Regions from separate parts of the Mus musculus genome. Here region 2 is linked to region 1. The links are chromatin loops, found by intact Hi-C in ENCODE. Cell type or tissue: heart. All regions are shown on one strand.

The links. Hi-C counts contacts between places; a loop is a spot of excess contacts. Peaks named below come from ENCODE experiments on the same cell type or tissue, not always from the same donor. Only the 100,000 strongest peaks of a DNase experiment are listed, where the experiment ranks them.
Region 2: a loop joins it to region 1, with 2.1 times the contacts of the local background. A loop is called at or near these places in 5 of 42 quality-filtered maps.

What each region holds. Positions count from the first base shown.
Region 1 is chr11:5,433,923-5,441,922 of GRCm38, reverse strand. The region is part of intron 1 of Znrf3 (zinc and ring finger 3); the gene reads left to right. Among named protein-coding and RNA genes, the nearest start is that of Znrf3, 6.9 kb to the left of the region's middle. In heart, no CTCF peak of the experiment used is centred here; no DNase peak of the experiment used is centred here; H3K27ac peaks cover 636 bases.
Region 2 is chr11:5,378,918-5,386,917 of GRCm38, reverse strand. The region is part of intron 1 of Znrf3 (zinc and ring finger 3); the gene reads left to right. Among named protein-coding and RNA genes, the nearest start is that of Znrf3, 62 kb to the left of the region's middle. In heart, no CTCF peak of the experiment used is centred here; no DNase peak of the experiment used is centred here.

The DNA.
Region 1 (8,000 bases):
TTAAAAATTATAAGAAATATTTTGTAGTACTGACTTTTTTTCCTGTTACTTGCCAATGAATGTGTGTGTGTGTGTGTGTGTGTGTGTGTGTGTGTGTGTGTATGTACACACACACACAATAGATTACTTATCATAGTCTGGTCAGCCCAAGGACCTGTTGAGTATTTATCATGGGTTAGGGTAGGAGGAAGCCTGGCTGTGTGTGCTTGTTGAGGAGTGGGATTAGTAGTTCAGACTTTGGGATGTGTGTATTGTAGGTGTAAATTAATTATCCCAAGGTCATTAGTTTAGTCTGTATGAAGACAGGGTTGTTTGTGTGTGTTTGATTTTTTTTCTTCTTTTCTATTTTGATATTTCCAGTTGTGAAAATTGTGAATAGACTATTTAGATGTGAAATTAGTTGCTTTTATTATCACGCAGCAGCATTAGCCTGTTTGCATCTAAGCAGGTCAGGCATATAGCTAAGCACTAGAAGAATTACCCTTTTACTGTACTTTTGAAGTGTGGACCTCTAAAGAACTTTCAGACATACTGGTACATATTTCATCTTTAAACCAACGTGTTGATGTTAATGAAATTATTATCTGAAACTTTTAAACTTGTCTGCACACATGGTTGGTGTTGTTAAATAAGGGGCCTGATTAAACACTGGCTAGTGGTGTGTAAATTGGCTAAACCAACAAGAAAATTTGCATGGCTAGAAATGAAAGCTTGTTTTAAAGTGGAAATGCCTATTTCTCCCATTGAAGTCAAATAGTTAGAAACATCAAGAAATTCATTTGTACAAGGAGTGAGAATGATGGGTTCTGTCCAACTTTAAAATCAGTTATTCTGGATCCCAGGTTAAACGTTTGATGAACTTGAGGCTGTGAACATGAACTAAGGAAGTTCTTTTAGCTGTTAAAGAGTGAAAGGAGAGCTGTGTGGTGATTAGATAGGCTGGGTAACTAAAGGTATCACAGGGAATAATTGTAGGAGGCTAATTCCTCTGCCTTGTTTCCCTGTCAGTGTGTTTTTACAGTTCAGCATTTGATCAAGCACTTTCTTTTCATCTCCATTTGAAGTTAACTTAATAGGCCTGCCTCCAAAAATTGACTTGGCCTAATAGAACAATTGCACGCTGACAGCTGACTTGGATTTACACAGAAAGGGCCTGCCGACCGTCTTGTCAGATGGTCCTTTATAGGTTAAAAGCAAGCATTTCATTGTTGGGGGGTGAGGGGGAGGTTGGTAAATTCCTAGGATCTCTTCTCTGGTTTTATACCCTGAGATCTCATGTGAATTACCAGTAATTCTGACTGGGGATAAGAAGCAGCCATGACTCCATTTTGTGTGTGTGTGTGTGTGTGTGTGTGTGTGTGTGTGTGTGGTGTGTGTGTGTGTGTGTGTGTGGTGTGTGTGTGTGTGTGTGTGTGTGTGTGTGTGTGTGTATATACAGGGGACTGTGCCAAGCACATTAAGCTTGTTCATTTAGTCCTTAACATTAATACAGATTTAGATACTATTGTTTATTCAGTTTTACAGAGGAAGAGACTGAGGCTGAGAGAAAGTTTGTTTCTCTAACCTGACAGCAAATGGTAAAACCTGAATTGAAACCATGGTCTGTCCTTATTCTTGTCAAATAAGTAGAACTGAATTTGTTTGGATTTGACATTTAATTCAAATCTAATTTCTCATAATTTGTATTGAAGTTCTTGAAGGCCTGTGCCAACCCCTCCCACCCCCCCATGAAATTATTCACACATTCTTGTGAATGGGTGTGTTCACTTTCCTGATAGTTTCCCAAGAGGAAAAGAAGTTTCCACCTAGTACTTGTCTTTGACTGGTCCAGCACTAAGAATTTAAGTAGAAGGCCCAGAAGATAACTCAATGGATTAAGGTGCTTGCTGTCAAGGGGACTAAATTTGATCCTTGACATCCATATTGTAGAAGAGAACCAACTCCTGACAGTTGTCTTGTGACCTCTGCCTAGACTCTGTGGCACACATGCCCTTCCTATAAATGTAAGAAAAAAAAAGTTGAGTGAGGTAATAGGTCTCTTGGGCTGGCCAGGGTTGGAGGGAAGCCTGCAGCAGCTTTGCAAACCTTCATTGAGCGTATTTATTGGATGGATGTCTACCAAAAACCTATTCTGTACAGAACAATGCTGCAGTGCTGTAGTCCTCTGAGATAGACTGGTCCACAGATAATCATCCTTACCAACTGAGTTTTTTTCACAGTATTTCACCCTCATGCCCATAGGCATCTGCATCTCAACTGAGTTTGTGCATCTATGTCCTGCTAGTTCTGTATCATCCTTGGGAGAGAGAAAAAAGAAACCAACACTCAAGGAATTTTCTACATTTAGTAGTGGAGGAAGTGGAAGTACAATGACTTGGAGGAAGAAGAGATGGAAATGAAAGAATTGAAATAGAAAAAGGGTTAGATGTGTCCCTTTCTACCATTCACTGCACAGTGAAGTGGAACAGCTGCTGGTGTTGGAAGGCTGCAAGAGTAGCCCCTGCCTTCTGGTGAACCCAAATTTCAGGGAGACATGTCTTCATAGTCAAAAGAATCAAATGTGTGGGCTGAGACCTAGCTCAGGGGTGCAGAGCACTTGCCTAGCATGATTGAAGCCCTGAGTTTCATCCCCTGCAATGGAAAAAAACAAAAGTACCAAATTTAATGAAATAGATTTAATGCAAGGCTAGAAAGGTGAAGTGCCTTGTTTGGGCCGTATGTGTGTGGTAAAGGTAGGGACAACTACAATTAACATTTAATTCCTCTGAGACCAAGGCTTGGAGCCTCTCTGTCCACCCTGGTATAGCTGGGCATTGTCTCATGGAAGAGTGGATACGAAAAATATGGCTTATAATTAGAATAAGGAGAACCATGCATTCTTCAGTTATATATTGAGTGTAAGTGGTTGCTTTTCTCCTGATTATTTAAAATTTGAGTCTTTTCAGTATTCCTCTGTCAGAGCTTTTAAAAATAGCTATCAGGAAGTTGGGTAGTGGTAGTGCATACCTTTAATCCCAGCAGGGGTAGGTGAATCTCTGGGTTTGAAGCCAGCCTGGTCAACAGATTGAGTTCAGGACACCCAGAACTGCACAAAGAATCCTTGTCTTGAGAAACGAACAAAACAAAACAAGTAGCTATCAGGGACTGGGGAGATGGCTCAGTGAGTAAAGTACTTGCAATGTAAGTCTGGGGACCTGAGTTCAAATCCCCAGGACCCAAGTCAAAAGCTGGGCTGGTAACACATGCCTGTACTCTCAGTGCTGGGAAGGTAGAGGCAAGCCAGGCTAACTGAATCAACAAACTCTAGGTCAGGGAGAGACTCTGTTTCAAAAGCTAAGGTAGAGTGCAGCTGAGGAGGTGCCCAGCATTGACCTATGACACTCACATGCACATATAACATGTACATACACAAAGAAGTAGCTAAGAATGAAGCCAGACACTGTGGCTGTGGTTGTACATCTCTAATTCCAGATATTTAGGAGACTGAGGCAGGAAGAGCACAGGAGCCAAGAGTCTCAGGTTAGCCTGTACAGCATAGTGAGAAACACAAAAGACAACAATAACAAAACCCAAACCAAAACAGAAATAAAGCTACTAATGTTCATGTAAGTAAGGCCTTAGACACAATACTTTGTTTTAATTTTAAGGGATATAGTTGATGGCAGGTTTTAGATTAGGAAGTCAGTAGCAAAGTGGTACCTGTAACAGTCACTGAGCAGTTCTGTAGCAGATCAGATTCAAACTGATCTTACTGGTGCTGAGATTTTTTTGTTTTTTTTTCTGAGCTTGTCTCACATGCCACTTCTTTTTGTGATAAGATTATATGGACTGATCTTGGAATTCAAATTTGGGTTTAAACCTAGAACCATTGATGGAGAAATGTGTTTGTAACTTAGAAAACCCCCTAGCTACTAGAGAAGTGGTTTCCTTTCTTGTCACTTCTCCCAGCCCCACAATCACAGAAGGCTCATTCCAACTTGTTTTTTTCCTAGAGCCAAGCTGACCAGTTTCTGAAGACAGTGGCTGGAAGTATCTAGCTATCGCTTGATGGCACTTGTGCTGCTTTGGGCTGTTAGCAAAGCTGGAATGGCTGAAGCAGCCTGCCCTTTAGAAAGATTTCTGATGTGAGTGAGACATACCTCATCCTGTGGCTGACTTCAGAGCCAGTCATGAGTCTGTACCACTGTCTTTAGAGAGATTAAGTCCCATGTACATTGCTTCTTTTCTTTGCGCAGGCTGTACATTCCCTGATGATTAAAAGATTTTAAGAGCTGAAGCTGTGGACTGTCCCTGCTCTTTCCGTTAGCAGAATTCAGCAGTGCCTTGCATTCACCAGATCCTGGATGGGGCATAGCAGGGAACATGACTAAGGCTTTGCTTCTGTCTACAGGCAGAGTGTGGGGACAAGACAGTAAGCAGAGAGTACTACCTTACCCTGAAACCCTGTCTGGTAGGACACTGGCCCTGGTGCTAAGTTTGGACCGAACAAGCTGTTGTATGTCACAGTATAGTATGTGGATTTGAGCAGTCTGGTCTTTTCTAACTAATTTTTACTTATCTTTGAGGTTAAAGTTGATAAACCTTTTGTGGAGACATTCCTTTGTACCTGTTAAACAGAAAGGCAGGAGGCAAAGAGTGGAGGCTCTTTGTTCTGTTTGTAGGCTGAACTAGATGTTTTAAAATCTTACTTTTAGCAGCTCTGTTGACTTATGATAGTGTGAAAAGAATAAGGTCAGCTGGCCCATTGTGGTTCAAAGGAGAGCTTTTTATTTTTATTACTCTTAAGACATGATGTAAGACTTGCTATTAATTCCCTTCTCTGTGCAGCAGCCAGGTTGATATGGATATTTAGAAACCAAATGTGTGAGTTGACTTGGTGAAAGTAACTTTGATGATACTAGAAGTTTGAAGAGAAAATGTTGGATTGGGAGCTTCTGGCCTCTTGAGGACTGCTGCATTTTGAAACTGAAAGAGTAAGGATGGCTGAATTTTAGGTACGTGTAAGATCCCATCCAGTGCTGTAAGATCTGATCAAAGCACAAATTATGAGGCTGGGAGATGACTCAGTTGGTAAAATGTTTGCCATGCAAGCATGAAGACCTGAGTTTAACTCCCAGCACTCACATACATCAAAGCTGGATGCAGCACTGTGTGTCTGTATTCTCAGTGCTGGCAGGGAGGGAAAAGCAGATCCCTGGAGCTCATAGGCCGGCATATCTGATGAAACCCTGTCTAAGAGAAAATGGAAAGTAGTGGGGAGGACTCCATGCCAATGTTGACCTCTGGCCTCCATGTACATACTGCTTTTCCCATGAACTGATTGAGATTTTAAAGAAAATTGGAAAGACGTAGTGATGATAGACCTTTGTCTGCTTTGAGTGTTTAATTGTTATTAAATAGTCTGAAACATTTTCAGAGACCATGTCACAGGTTATTATTTTCTGTTATAGGACATACTATCAGGGAAATCCTTAGAGTGGGTGAGTATGAACATGTTTAAAAATCTCACAGGCATTGTCAGATACCTCTGCAGAAGGGCTTGTATTAGTTAGCATGTGTGGAGAATATGTACCTTGTGGTACATATATGTTTCTTTGAAAACTAGTACAAATAAACCAGATAAGGTGGAAATTTGTATATTCCTGTCATTTAGTAAATAGCAAATACTGCTTTTTTCTCTATTAGCGTTCTGAGCGGTAGCTAGTTCTGCATAGAGATGTGCTGTTGGTAGCCTCTGAGTGCCTTCCCTGCGTGTGTCTGTGAGTTTGATTCTGGAGCAACAGATGGTGTCCCTCCTTTGAGCAAGGTGGTTGTCCACTCCAAGTTGACTGCATGGTACGTGATAAAGCAGCTTGGTTCTCAGGGGGATGCTATTGCCTTGGATGTTTTCCTTTTTCTTTTTCCTTTTTTTTTTGGTTTTTCGAGACAGGGTTTCTCTGTGTAGTCCTGGCTGTCCTGGAACTCTGTAGACCAGGCTGGCCTTGAACTCAGAAATCTGCCTGCCTCTGCCTCCCAAGTGCTGGGATTAAAGGTGTGCACCATCACTGCCTGGAGGGATGTTTTCTACTAGACCTGTTATCATAGAGTAGTTCTCTGCATGACCTTGAATTCTAAGTGACACAGTTAGTTATTGGTGAGAAGATAGAGTCAAGCATCCGGCAAACTCTGTGGGCTGAAAGCAACTTTTAGAAAAGTGGTTTCTCTGAAATATCTAGTGTACATAGAGATCAGCTCTTAGTGAGAAAAGGAAACATCTGACAACACCAGGTCACAGTCACATAGTGGAAGAACAGCTAGCTCTTCCTTTGAGTTGGTCAGGAACCCTTCAGCTCATAAGTCCCATGGCATCACCTGGCCTGTGTTGGACTTTGCAGCTTAATTCTCAAACCCCTTTTGGAGTTCTGTGAGACCAAAGTCTTGGGGTCATTTGGCCTGTTTGTAGGGAAATTCTCCCCCAATCCTTTACATGCCTTCTCTCTCTCTCTCTCTCTCTCTCTCTCTCTCTCTCTCTCTCTCTCTCTCTCTCTGTCTCTCATGTGTGAGCATGCATGTGGGTACCTGGTGTCCTTCAAGGTCAGAAGTGGGTTTTAGTTCTGCTGGGACTGGTACAGATAGATGGGTATCAGCCACCATATGAGTTCTAGGAATTGAACCCAGTTCTTCTGTAAGAACAAGTGCTCTTCTTATAGCTGAACTAACTCTCTAACCCTGTGTGTGTGTGTGTGTGTGTTTGAGTTTAGGTCTCACTCTGTAATCCAGGCTGCCTTGGAATTTACAGTGTAGTTTAGGTTGGCCTCAAACTCATGGTAATTCTGCTTCAGTCTCTCAAGTATTGGGATCACAGACATGAATTACCATGCTCAGGTCTTGCTTTCTTTTAGTTACAAGAGATGTGCTGAAGGTTGTCTTGAAAGTGTCATGACTCATTTCTCCTTTAGCATAAGTGAACTCTGTGTGAGGATATAAGAGAGGCTGTGCTTAGGGCTCCCTTACAGTGCTCTTTCTAGAACAGTTCTACCTTGGTTCAGTTCCAGGAAATCTTTAAATGAGCCTGGAGCTTTAGAGTCCCCAGTGCACTTTGACTTGTATTGTCTTTATTATCCTTTTCTGGGAGTGAATTCTGCTCCAGAAGGCATTCTGTCATTTAAGGGGGTCTTGGTTGCCAGAGCTTGTCTATACTTGATACAAAATACTTTTCTTTGTACCTAATGTGTATTTTTCTTTAAATGCATTTGACATTGTGTATATATCAGCTTTATGGATGCCCCCCACTATCAATGGGTACCCAGAAACTTGGCACCTTTTCACAAAGTACCTCAGTCTTGGAGTAGATGGTGAGCAGACAGCTAGTGGTATGTAAAGAATGTTGCAAGCTTGATTAGCAAAACTTTCAAAGTAGAAGTCAAGTTAGCTAGGAATTAAGTCAAAAAGGTGTCCTCAGGATGATGTTTGGTTTGCCCTGTCTCTTAGTGACCTTATTTCCTCTACTTTAAAAGTAATATTTCTATTAGTTTTAATTATGTGTAACCACTGGTGTATGAACATCAGTCTGTGGAGATTGGAGGTGTCAAATCCCCTGGAGCTAGTGAGCTGCCTGAGGTGGGTGCTGGGAATTGAGTAAGGTCCTCTTCAAGGGTAGTACATCTCTTACTGCTGAGTCATCTCTGCAGTTCTGCCCTTACCTTTTGCCCTGTAATGCTTTAGTCTCCATTCACCCCTTTACCTCCCTTTCCCACCACATTTGTCTTACTGTGGTAACTTCTGAGCCCATCAGCCCTTGGTCAGAGTCCTTGATTGCTCTCTGAAGGATGGGTCCTGTGCTTTCTTCCACCTGTGCTTTCCTTCTCATTGCTTTCCCCCTGAAAACATTGCTGTGTGTCAGCAGCATTCCTGCTCCCTGTCTTGCCTCTTGATTCTTTTTACCCTCTCCCAACTCATATGAAACCAAAACTTCCGGTCCATCCCATCGAGTGCGTTCTAGTTCCTCTGGCATAGCCCTT
Region 2 (8,000 bases), 55 kb after region 1:
AGAGTTCATCTTGGTAGATTTTATCTTTGATGAGTATGAAGTGCCCCTCCTTGTCTTTTTTGATAACTTTGGGTTGGAAGTCAATTTTATTTGATATAGAATGGCTACTCTAGCTTGTTTCTTTGGACCATTTGCTTGGAAAATTGTTTTCCAGCCTTTCACTACTTTGAGGTAGTGTCTGTCCTTTTCCCTGAGGTGGGTTTCCTGTAAGCAACAAAATGTTGGGTCCTGTTTGTGTAGCCAGTTTTAGTTTATTAGTCTATGTCTTTTTATTGGGGAATTGAGTTCATTGATATTAAGAGAAATTAAAGAAAAATAATTGTTACTTCATGTTATTTTTGTTGTTAGTTGGTGTTCTGTTCTTGCAGCTGTCTTCTTTTAGGTTTGTTGAAGGATTATTTTCTTGCTTTTTCTAGGGTATAGTTTCCATCCTTGTGTTGGTGTTTTCCCTTTATTATCCTTTGAAGGGCTGGATTCTCAGAAAGATATTGTGTGAATTTGGTTTTATCATTAAATACTTTGGTTTCTCCATCTATGGTAATTGAGAGTTTTGCTGGGTATAGTAGCCTGGGCTGGCATTTGTTTTCTCTTAGGGTCTGTATAACATCTGTCCAGGATCCTCTGGCTTTCAGAGTCTCTGGTGAGAAGTCTGGTGTAATTCTCATAGTCTGGTGTAATTCTCATATTCGCCTTTATATGTTACTTGACCTTTTTCCCTTACTCTTTTAATATTCTATCTTTATTTAGTACATTTGTTGTCTGATTATTATGTGTCGGGAGGAATTTATTTTCTGGTCAGTCTATTTGGAGTTCTGTAGACTTCTTATATGTTCATGGGCATCTCTTTCTTTAGGTTTGGGAAGTTTTCATAATTTTGTTGAAGATATTTGCTGGCCCTTTAAGTTGAAAATCTTCATTCTCATCTACTCCTATTATCCGTAGTTTTGGTCTTCTCATTGTGTCCTGGATTTCCTGGATGTTTTGAGTCAGGATCTTTTTGCATTTTGCATTTCCTTTGATTGTTGTGCCCATGTTCTCTATGTAATCTTCTGCACCTGAGATTTTCTCTTCCCTCTCTTGTATTCTGTTGCTGATGCTCGCATCTGTGGTTCCACTTTGTCTCACTTTGGGTTTTCTTTATTATTTCTACTTCCCTTTTTAGGTCTTGTATGTTTTTGTTCAATTTCATCACCTGTTTGGTTGTGTTTTCCTGTATTTCTTTTTTTTTTTTTAAGATTTATTTATTTATTACATGTAAGTACACTGTAGCTGTCCTCAGACATCCCAGAAGAGGGCATCAGACCTCATTACGGATGGTTGTGAGCCATCATGTGGTTGCTGGGATTTGAACTCAAAACCTTCGGAAGAGCAGTCGGTGCTCTTAACCACTGAGCCATCTCTCCAGCCCCTTTCCTGTATTTCTTTAAGGACTAATACCTCTTTAGCAGTGTCCTCCTGTATTTCTTTAATGAGTTATTAAAGTCCTTCTTGATGTCCTCTACCAACATCACGATATATGATTTTAAATCCAAGTCTTGCTTTTCTGAGTGTGTTGGGGTATCCAGGACTGGCTGAGGTGGGAGTGCTGCGTTCTGATGATGGTGAGTGGTCTTGGATTCTGTTAGTAAGATTCTTACGTTTGCCTTTTGCCATCTGGTAATCTCTGGAGTTAGTTGTTATAGTTGTCTCTGGTTGGAGCTTGTTCCTCCCATGATTCTGTTAGCCTGTCAGCAGACCTGGGTGGGAGTCTGTCTCTCTCCTGAGTCTCAGTGGTCAGAGTACTCTCTGCAGGCAAGCTCTCCTCTTGCAGGGAAGGTGCACAGATATCTGGCATTCGCACCTGCCTCCTGGCTGAAGATGAAAGCCCAAAACAGGGCCTGTCCCAGAAGCTGTGTAGCTTCTGTATTCTGCACTCTTACCTCCGCAGACTAGTCTCTGAGGGATCTGGGACCCAAGATGGCTCTCCCAGGTGCTCCAATTTTTTTCTTTTAATTGTATGTGCATTAGTGTTTTGCCTGCATGTATGTCTATTATGAGAGTCCTCTGGAATAGGAGTTGCAGACAGTTGTTAGCTGCTATGTGAGTGCTGGGAGTTGAACCTGGATCCTTTGGAAGAGCAGCCAGTGCTCTTAACTGCTGAGTTGTCTCTCCACTCCCCCACCCCCACCCCTAGTATATATACTCAACTCCCTAGCCTTTTCTCCAGTACCACCCTTCCCACTTCGATTATCTTTCTGATGTTAGCCATTCAGTAGTAGATGCAGAATAGTATCTTCATTATAGAAGATAATTGTTGTTATTGTTCATTTGTTTTTCTTTTTTCTTTTTCTCTTCTCTTTTCTTTTCTTTTCTTTCCTTTTTTCTTTTTCCTTTTTTCTTTTTTCTTTTTTTCCCCAAGACAGGGTTTCTCTGTGTAGCCCTGGCTGTCCTGGAACCCACTTTGTAGACCAGGCTGGCCTCAAACTCAGAAATCACCTGCCTCTACCTCCCAAGTGCTGGGATCAAAGGCGTGCGCCACCACACCCAGCTCCCTAAACTACTTTTTATTTGAAAATTTATCACTGGAAATAAAATTTTAAATTAAATTTCTTGACGTTATGGGCATTCTTTATTCATTGGAGAAAATGTCTGTCCTATACCTACCTAAATCTATCTGCCCTATAATTATCAATATATCTGAGATTTAATCATACTTGTCAGGTATTCTTTCTTTTTTTTTTAGATTTATTTATTTATTATATGTAAGTACCCTGTAGCTGTCTTCAGACACTCCAGAAGAGGGAGTCAGATCTTGTTACAGATGGTTGTGAGCCACCATGTGGTTGCTGGGATTTGAACTCCGGACCTTCGGAAGAGCAGTTGGGTGCTCTTACCCACTGAGCCATCTCACCAGCCCAGGTATTCTTTTAAGTAAAATGTAGTCTCTAAAAAATTGGCTAGTTTAACTTGCGACTCAAAATCACACAATTTGAAATAGCTGTCAAGTTTCATTATAAATCAGAAGTAGTATTACTTACATTTTGTCATACAATATGAAAACAAGGGATTAGAAAGATGCCTCAGTCAGTTAAAATGCATGACAGGCAGGCACAAGGACCTGAGTTTGAGTCCATAGAAAAGCCAGGTATGGTCATGAGTATCTGTGACTCTAGCACTGTGGGCTTGGAGGTGAGAAGGGAACTCCCTGGAACTCTCTGGCTAGCTAATCTAACCAGTTAGTGAACCCTGGGTCAAAAGATGAGAGTGACAGTGACAGACATCCTACATTGAACTCCTGCCTCTACCTGTATGTGTGTGTGCATGCATACATATGCATATGTTACACCCAAAAGAAACAGTATGAAAACAAGTGAGTTCCATTGGGATGTATAAAATCTCAGTATCGCTTTACCAACATTCATTAGAAAATGTCACTTGCATGTGTATAGTTAAAAGTGAAGTGTGGTAACACTACACTAATTTCATTCAGCTTTTTTCTTTGTTGCTTAGAATAAATGCCACCAACATATAAAAGGCAAATGTTGTCTTTGTATTCTGACAAAAACCGTTTTGCCTTTACATTTTACCTGAAGAGATTGAAGCAGTTCACCTTACAGATTGGATTTTGAGAATTGATGGCCTAGGAAGTATTTAATGGAATTGTGGCTAATGTGTTAAAAGCACTTGCTGCTTCGAGACTGGTAACCTAACCTTTTAAATATCCAATTTCCTTACCTTCTCAGAATTTAAAATCACAATGCTATTCCTGTTGAAGCTTTAAGGAAAAATAAAATGTTTTCCCAGTTTCTTCTTTATTTCTCTTTGTGCTTTAAATTTGCAAAGGTTGTGGCCCATAAGAATCTTCTTCCATGTCTTTGTCTTAGGACACTCCTCACACTAAGAAACTTTGGAGTGTATAGTTCAGGTCCAGGCTAGTGGCTGGCAATGACCCGTTCCTTGCTATGTAAATCCTCACTGAATGGCATGAGACTCCAACTTAGCAATTCATGGAATTGTAAGGTGAGCCCAGTTTCCCAGCCAATTATGACTCCATCTGAAGCCGTAGCTGGGCCATTAGTGTATTTTGCACCTCAACCTCTTTTATATCTTGCCAGGCTTTTAGAGTCTACTGTATAGCTACTGGCAACAGGCCACTGCCAAAACAGTCCAGAAATGTATTGTTTAACAACTGATTTGTCTTTGTTTCCCTCTGAGGTGGCACTTTGCCTGTGTTTCTCTCATCCACATATTTTCACCCACTTTAAAAAATTATTTATCCACCTTATTCCTTCATCATGACATTAGAGGTCTGACTTCTGTAGTTACTTATTTGAAAGACGTGTTAAAAAATGAAAATAAATGCTAATGTCTTCGCCACCCCACCCCCTCGAAAATTTTTTTTGTGAGTTAAAACCCTAGCAGGAGGGCTGGAGAGATGGCTCAGATGTTCTTCAGAGGACCTGAGTTCAATTCCCAGCAACTACATTGTGGCTCACAACCATCTATAACGGGATTGGATACCTTCTGGTTTGTTTGAAGATGGTGGCAGTGTACTCATATACATAAAATAAATGTCTTTAAAAGCAAACAAACAAATAAACCCTAACATGAAGTGCCACAGAATATGACTATGTTTGGAGTCAGAGTCTACATAAAAGGGCTAATGTAGGTACTATAAGGTTAATAGAGTCCTAATTCATTATGGGTAGTATCCTTTAAAAAAGGATAGGATTTGGACAGACACATGGTCAGGGAGAACCTCTGGTGAATAGTGACTGGTGATGTAGCCAAGAATCATTCATAGTTGCCAGCAAGCCGCTAGAAGCTGAGGAAGCATGGAAGTTGTCTCTGTAGTGCTCAGAAGGAATCAGCCCATGCTGATACTTTGACTTTAGGCTTTTAAAATTTTAGATGGTAAGTTTCAGTGATGTAAGCTACTCAGTTTGTACTACTGTATTCTACAGCCATGAGAAATGACTATTGGCTCAATGCCGACTGCTGTCTGTCATGGTCCCATGCTTTCAGTTACTGTGATACTTTGTTTCATAAAGCTACTTCATTGTTTCCCAGGGTGACCTGTGCCACTGTCACACAAGGTTCTTTCTTAGAGTGATACTCTGTATATGGTCACATTGATGAAGAATGTGACCATTGAAGGTGATGATTCTAGAAGGATGCTGGAGAATGTTGATGGGCCCAGAGACAAGTGACTGTGTGTGTCAGCGTCCATCTTTCTTCTTGCTCTGCACTGGTCCTGGTCAGAAATGTTGAACTTGACTGGCCTCCACCTGCTTCCCTTTCCTGGGACCACAGAGCCTTGACCCTGCATGGGGCTATCTGGCTATATTTTCTCCAAGTGCTTTCACCATGGTATCCTTCTGTGGGTTCCCAGCTGACTGACAATTTCAACCACACAGCTGGGAAAGGCAGCCAAGAAAAGCGAGCTGCTGGAATGCTTAGGGCCCCGAAACATTACCCTTCGTGGTAGTTTGGTTCGTGCCAGGATGTCCTTGTAAAACTTTTATGAAGATGTTGTTGTACTTACATGGGAGGTTGGAGATTGCTGTTAACCTTGGTGAGTCCCTTGTCCCCCAGGAATGCAGGGCACTGAAGAAATGTTTGTGGCCCTCCCTTCTGGATGGGCACTCTATTACGCAGCTGCCTATGCAGAAAGTTGAGCTGGATGGATGGATTAAGGGACATCAGCTAGGCCTTTGTTTAAAAATATTTAAAATATGTTTGAACCTCTCTTTATCAACAGAACAGCTCCTTTCAGTGTAGACAAGTTTTTTATTTCCATGTTTTTTCACGATTTTGTTTGGTTCTTTTGTATATTAGTGACTTTGGGAAAGTATTCCCATTCACAGTTTTGAGCCCCAAACACAAAGGCATTGCATAGTTGTTCTGCTTTGCTTGAGGGAAAAGAGCAGTCTATTTCCATTAAGAGTGTTTGTGAACACTCAAGTCTCTGGCTTGAGTTAATTTTTTCTGGTGTGAACTTTGGCAGTGAAAATTAAGAACATGTTTGAGAATGTAACATTTGTATGTACATAATTGCTCTGAGTTAGGAATTGATGAACTATATTAGTTACAAGAATGAGGTTTGGAAGTTCAAAGAAATAAAAATAAAAGAGGTTCTTACATGTTTGGATTTTTTTTGGTAGGACTGCTACAGTTATTAACCCACTCAGACAGTGTCTTAGGTATCAAACAAGAATAGTGAAGTGTAATGGTATTGAGGTTCTCTTAGCCTTCCTCCTTGATGATCATAGTGTAGGTCAGGTTTCTGCTCAACTTCAGATTGTCTTTGGTCATCTTCCCAGTATTATTAGAAACCTGAGCTACTTCTGCATACATGTAGGAGGGACCAGCATGTTGCACAACTCCAGTGGCCCCATTCATCATTGAGTGCTCAGAGTAGACCTTGGCATCAAGGGCGTCGGGTAGTGTGTAGTCCTGCACAGTGATACTAACAGGAAAGGACTGGTGGGTGGAGGACCCTGTTTGTTTGGTCAACTAATATGTAATTATTCTTAGAAACCAGTCCTAGCCACGTCCCTGCTGTTCTGTCCATAAGCCAGATCATTCATCTTAGGGAGTATTTGTCCACTTCTGGCTTAGAGCTCTATTCTAGCAGCCACAGGCACAGAGCCACTGCAGGCAACAGGAACAAAGCTACAGCCCGAGAGAGGTCAGTCTGGAGACTTCATTGACTCTGAAGATTGTTATAAAAACCATAGGCTAGCCCTGACACTGAGTAAAGCATGTGTTCCTGTTTTTTTTTTCCTTCTGCCCCTCCCCCCAAAGATTGGAATATCAATGAGAAAGATGAAGAGAGCTTTAAGTTAAGCATTCTAGAATATTTCAAAAGCTTCAAGGCTCTGAGATAAGCTTTAGTGATGTGTACTAATGACCAGTATGCCACTATATCCTAAAAGGATAATTTTTCTGCAGCCTGTCATTAATCAGACTCTTGACTAATGGCACTTAGATGTGTTGAATTTTCCATTCTTGAAAGTCAGAATTGGTAAAATATTGACTCTTGTGGATGTACATAGAGTAGTTTAGAAAAACAGGGATCTGGGGCCCACATATTTATACTTTGCTGGAATTCTTATTTGTTACTTGTTCATGACTCTAGGCAGGTCACTCACCTTCATGCTATTTAGTGTATTACTCTGAAACTGGCAATGTTGGTGGTTACATGACATAGGTTTGTTTTAAAGATGAAATATGCCTCATATAAAATGGATCCATATCCAACCTAGTACATAACTCAATATGGCCACCACTGGGACAGATGCAGTTTCTTCCATATTTGTCACTTGAGTAATCACAGTCTTAATCCACTCAGCTTCTCCAACAGAGCATTACAAACTGAGCTGCCTAAGTAGGAACCATTTATTCTTTATAGTTCTGGAAGCCGTAACACCAAGACTAGTTTACCAGTATGGCTGATTTCTGCTGATGGCTGGCTCGATGGCTGCCTGACATATAGCTGTCTTCTTGTTGTGTCTTCAGGAGGTAGAAGAAACAAGAATAAGACCTGTCTGGTGCCTCTTCCTCGAACACATTTGCCCCATTACAACAGCCTCGCCATGACCTCATATAACCCTGGTTACCTTGTAAAGCCCTCAGCTGCAGGGATACTTTGGGGAATAGGACTTCATCACAAGAGTCTAGGGAAGACAGTTCAGTTCACAGTGGCATAATTTAATAGTTTTCTTTGAACTAGGCATGGTGATACACACTTTTCATCTTAGCACTTAGGAGGTCAGTTTGATCTACATAATTCTAAACCAGCCAAGGCTTCATACTGTCCCCTAAAAAATTTAATTTAAAAAACAAAACAAACTAACAAACAAATAAAAACCTACATGGTACTGGAGAAATGGCCCAGTGGTTAAGAGCACTGGCTGCTCTTCTAGGGGTCCTGAGTTCAATTCCCAGCAACCACATGGTAGCTCACAACCATCTGTAATGGGATCTGGTGCCCTCTTTTGGTGTGTCTGAAGGCAGCA